Linked DNA regions of Homo sapiens: region 2 is linked to region 1. The links are chromatin loops, found by intact Hi-C in ENCODE. Cell type or tissue: PC-9. All regions are shown on one strand.

Region 1 (2,500 bases):
ACTCATAAGTAAGGGGGTTTTGATGATTTCCCAGTTTACTTATGTCCTTAATTCTAAGGAAGTGCAATAAGAGACTTGTCAATAGGAAACCCTTTAAGTTTCAGGGAGGTGGGAGCTCCTTCCTTTCCTTTTATTTCAAATTATTTTAAGCATTAAAAAAGGGGGCGGGGAACTAGTCTGGTGTCACAAGAAAGAACAAAACCCTGTTCATAAGTTTCTCACTGGGTCTGAGGCAAATCACTTAACCTCTCTGGGCTTCAATTTTCTCAACTGTAAAATGGGAGTTGGATTAGGTATGGGTTGTGTTGTTGTCATAAACATTCATTCATTCATTCATTCAATATTTGAGAACCTACTCCATCCCAGGCATGTTCCAGGCAATAGGTTATAGAGTTAAAAAACAGGCAAGAACTCCCGCCTACATTTCAGAGGGACCAAAAATAGAGGACTAAATAAGATAATGTCAGATAGTGACAAGCACTAAGAAAACAATACACCAGGAGTGCTGGAGTTGGGGTGCAGTGCTGTTACTTTACTTTAGGAAGGGTGGTGGGGGACAGCTTCTCTGAGCTGGTGAGAGTTGAACTGAGTCTGGAATGATGAGAAGGAACCAGACACTTGCTTCCAAGCAGAGGTTACAGAAGGGCAAAAGCCCTGAAGTAGGAATAGGCTTACTTGGTGAAGAGAAGCTATCCCCTTTTCATTGTATACCCCATTCCTAGTGGTGTGTATTAATGCCACTTAAATATATTCATACAAGACATTTTAAAGAGGAGTAAAATATCATTGGATTTGAACAGTTCCTTCAAGGCAGGCCTTCTCTTCCACACGGCTCCTTTGTTCTTCTCCGGTTTCTGTCCTCATGGTCATAAATTCCCTTACGTACTCCAGGCAGCACTAAACAGGATTTAAATCAGTGCTTTTCAATCTTTTATAACAGCGACCCATAGTGAGAAGTAAACTTTATGTTGCAACCCACCATACATATAAAACTAAAGTTTTAAAAATTACCAACTTTACTATGACTCCCTGCAATACACTATCATACATTCTATTTTATTTCATTTTTTTAAATGCTAAGGTGATTTCATGGGAAACTTACTGTTTGAAAAACAGTATTCTAAACCAACACTGACTAGTAATTTTGTTCAAACACAAACCAAAACATGAAAAAATCCACCATTAACCTCAAATGCTACCTCCTTCTCCCTTTTTTCTGTATACATCCTTGCTTTGACACAATGAAATCTAAATTTCTCTGTGTAACTTGTAGAGGAAATGACCAGAAGGGGCATTTCCAGGAAAGCTGGAAGTGAAGGAAAGAAACCCAAATATGCAAATATGCAAACTGTTCACTAGGTGAGGATACACCATTGGTTTCAAAGACTGCCCAAGAAGGAAAGATTCATAGTCTTCACAATAACCAGAAGATGCGTTGGGGGTGGGGGTATGAGGTGGTGCTAGGTAAGCCATCAAATTTTAAGTTCCTGGAGGGAAGGCAGTCTGTATCCCTACCCTTCCCTCACCAGAATTTCAGCCCCATGTGGACTGATGTGTAACTACAGCACTCAGAACCATCCCTGGCACACAGCACATACATGGGTGCTCAAAAACAATTTGTTCCACAACTTTTGAATAATGGAGCTCATTGTCACCATCAAACCCTAACTTTGCATGTATACCCAAGTACTAAATTTTCCTGGAATGTATAAATGTCACGCAATAGCAAACTAACCTCCTGCTTATTTCCCACTCATTGTTCAAGCCCAGGTATTAATGAGGTATTTTTCTCAAGCACAAAGTGGGAAAAGGATATTTTCTATTGCAAGGTATAAGAGATAGTATTGACTGTAATGGAAAGATTCCACGTCTGTTAATGGCCATGGTAAACTCCTAAACAGCTGGAATTAAAATGAGTATGCTAATTTATTAAGTAGTTTCCCAAGGGAAACTAACCAGCAGGCTCTGTCAGCCAAGGGCGCTCTCTGATAGAACCATGGCAATTTCTCTGTGAAACACAGTTACCATCCTCACCCCTGAAGTCAGAAGTGCATGCACCCAATTTTCAGGAGCCCCGGGGTCCTGGTGTCGCAAAAATTACACCCGCAAGGCAAGCATTTTCCCACCTGCCACACAGCTGCCACACACAGAAAGCAGCTCCTTTCAACTACGCCCTTCAGCCCTAATTAGGGTCATCATTAATGATTTCAAATTACAACTGTTGCTTTATCTCAAAGCAGTGCTAAACAGGGGAGCTACCTTCATGATGGTTTTCTTTTAAGTCATTTATCTGCTCTTCTCTCAGGGGCAAAAAAGATGTTGAGACAAGTGTGAACCTGCCAGTGCTTCTTATTATAGATGCAGCCCTCCTCTCCTCCCTCCCTCTTTTCCACTCCAGCACCCCTCCCTGTCTGGCTTTCCTGAATTGAGGCAGTAGCCTCCGGGAAGAAACTGTAAGTGGCTCCGTTATCAAAACAAGGAGGGATTCACAGCAGAGGGA
Region 2 (2,500 bases), 58 kb before region 1:
TCTCAGGGCCCTCACACAAGCTGTTTCTCAACCTGTAAGCCCTCTGCCTTCACCTGAGTCACCTCTCTTGCTTAAAGTTGGAGGTTTTTCCTTAGCCCCCTGTCTAAATAAGGTCCTGCTTTAAATTCACTTAGCATACTGTTTTTTTTTCCCTCTAATTTGTGGGATTTGTAACGTTGATTTGCTCCACTAGATTGTATGCTCCGTGAGAGAGCAAGGGCCATATGTATCACGTCAACCATTGCCCATCTAGCATCTGGCACAGTGCCAGGCATATAGTAGGTGTCCAAAAAATATTGGAATGAATGAAATTCTCGAGAAGTTCTCTCACTTTAGGGCCTTGGGATCGAGGGCAGGAGTGTGCCTGTGACCAGCTGTCATTAGTTCTATTGACTACCTGTGGGAAAGCTGGTCAAGTGGCCACTTGCTCACCTCAAGACAATGAATGAAGCTTTCCTGGATGCTAAGTGACTGCCACCTTGTGAGCTAAGCCTGGCAAGACCTTTGGGCTACACTTCCCTCCTCACTGTGAGCTGTGGCTTGGGCAGGCTCAAAGGGGCCCACTCACTCTGCAGATGTGCCTCAGGGACATGGATGACTCTGCCAGCTGCACTTGAGGGCAAAATAATCATTTACAGCTTCCCAGGTAAGGCTAACACTTACTCAACTGCAGTAACTAGATGCCCCCAATTTAATAAAAATTAGTTAAGAAGAAAAAAAAGCCTAGTTTTTTTCCTTTTCTCAATTTGTCACCTTATGTGATAAATCTTTAGTTCCAGAAATAGCCCAGCAAAACAAATAACTTAATATTGCCAACTTGTACACTTCAAAAAAGTCTATTGATAAGTGTAAAAAGTCAGAATTCTTATATCTAAAGAATAATAAAGTATCACAATTAGTTTTCTAATCAGAGAATAGAAGGCAAAATGGCCAGTAGGAAGACAAACTGGGTTTTTGAAAGACATACTTTTAAATTTGCCTGTCTACTATGGGGGTTTAGGTGAGAGAAAAAAAGTAAATTAAAAAGAAAAGAAAAAAAGAGCATATTTGTTTTCTTAGAGGAAAACAAACAAATACAAATGACAGTTAAAACCAAGAAACAACCTACAATTTAGGCTGTCGCTTTCCAAAAAGTATTCTAATGTTTGAAGAAGAAATTGTGGATGTGGTGTGAGTCTCTCTCCAATCCAAATGCTGTCCCTCTAGGAAATATTTGCTGTTTTATATTACAGCATCATTACTGTGATTCCCACATTAAATAACTACTAAAGTTTCAGTACTCCAGGCACTTGGTTGCCTGTCAAGGTGATAAATTAATTCTGAATCTGGGTCAAGAGTACATAGAGTACAGGTCTGGCCCTGCTGAACCTAGAAAGCCCGTGTGGACTCTTCATTTAGCATTAGTCACCATAATCTAAGTTTGATGGCTATATCTGTGTAGGGAGTTTGTTCTTCCCAGCTGGTGAGTGGAATGAGGCCAGTATGCCTTCTGTCCAGATAAATGACAAATGACGATCCAGTCTGGTATGCATGCCTGCCCTGCCCATGTTATTTCTTTCCTCATCTCAAGGCTACACCTCTTGGACATACACATTGGAGGAAACAGATGTCTGCTGTAAAATTAACAAGAGCACTTCTACATCCAGGTAAGAAATGCTCTAAAGAAAGAATTCAATGCTCTGTTTGGCATGAATAATAATAATTCAGTCAAGCTTCACTTGAAGTTAAGAATAACTTTCAGATTTTCAATTTATTAATATGAGGGTTAATGACAATAAATGAAGAATCTTTCTGAAAGAGATGATGTTTTTTCATGCTGAAAAAATAAGATTAAAGGTTGGGCGTTCATAGGGGTTTAGATGTACTCAATTACGTTCTTGTTTACAAAGGATATGGTTAAGGTGTTTTCCATTACTTTCAAAATACCCTTCATCCTGAAATGCTGACACATTAATGGGATGATAAATCAAATTACCTGACTGTCCCGTGGTCATGTTTCACCAGTTACTTAGTTTTTAGGGTTTAGAATGGGCACTTTGCAGGGCTCTGTGCAAAATGAAAATGGGGAACCATTGTTAAAACATTAAGAATTTTAGGGTGGTAACAGCAGAACATTAAACCAAGAGCAGGGCCTTTCAAAGCCTACGGAGGTCACATACCCATGAAGCCTGTCAAAGGTGGGCAGATGGAAGTAGAGAGAAACCAGACATACAGTCATTTATGTCGAGAATTACATAGGTTTTCAGTCTGGGAAGGAAAAGGCATCTTCGACTTTTGGCATGCAAATACCAATGGAAAGACAACTTCCCTTCATAGGAGGGGAAATTCAAGAGGGAGCTGAGGGAGGAGAGGAGGAAACTGACCTCTACCAAGCACCACTGCTGGGACCCACGCTGGCCCTGACATTGTCATCATTTGTCCTTGCTCCAACACTGAGCTCTACCATAGGATTAACTCCACACTACAGAAGAGGAATCTAACTGAGGTCGTTGATGAGTTT

What was found. Peaks named below come from ENCODE experiments on the same cell type or tissue, not always from the same donor. Only the 100,000 strongest peaks of a DNase experiment are listed, where the experiment ranks them.
Region 2: it touches region 1 in a loop (6-fold over the local background); 3 of 110 quality-filtered maps call a loop at or near these places.

What each region holds. Positions count from the first base shown.
Region 1 is chr3:159,765,812-159,768,311 of GRCh38, reverse strand. The region is part of intron 4 of IQCJ-SCHIP1 (IQCJ-SCHIP1 readthrough); the gene reads right to left. The region is part of intron 2 of SCHIP1 (schwannomin interacting protein 1); the gene reads right to left. IQCJ-SCHIP1-AS1 (IQCJ-SCHIP1 readthrough antisense RNA 1) reads left to right here. Exons shown (of 3, transcript NR_121669.1): 2 at 1-8. Among named protein-coding and RNA genes, the nearest start is that of IQCJ-SCHIP1-AS1, 1.6 kb to the left of the region's middle. In PC-9, a CTCF peak has its summit at 1,459; no DNase peak of the experiment used is centred here; H3K4me3 peaks cover 1,522 bases; H3K27ac peaks cover 959 bases.
Region 2 is chr3:159,823,424-159,825,923 of GRCh38, reverse strand. All of the region lies in intron 4 of IQCJ-SCHIP1 (IQCJ-SCHIP1 readthrough), which reads right to left. All of the region lies in intron 2 of SCHIP1 (schwannomin interacting protein 1), which reads right to left. It overlaps LOC101928351 (a long non-coding RNA gene), which reads left to right. Exons shown (of 4, transcript XR_007096144.1): 1 at 1-1,646. Among named protein-coding and RNA genes, the nearest start is that of IQCJ-SCHIP1-AS1, 56 kb to the right of the region's middle. In PC-9, no CTCF peak of the experiment used is centred here; a DNase peak (open chromatin) is centred at 1,453; H3K27ac peaks cover 1,458 bases.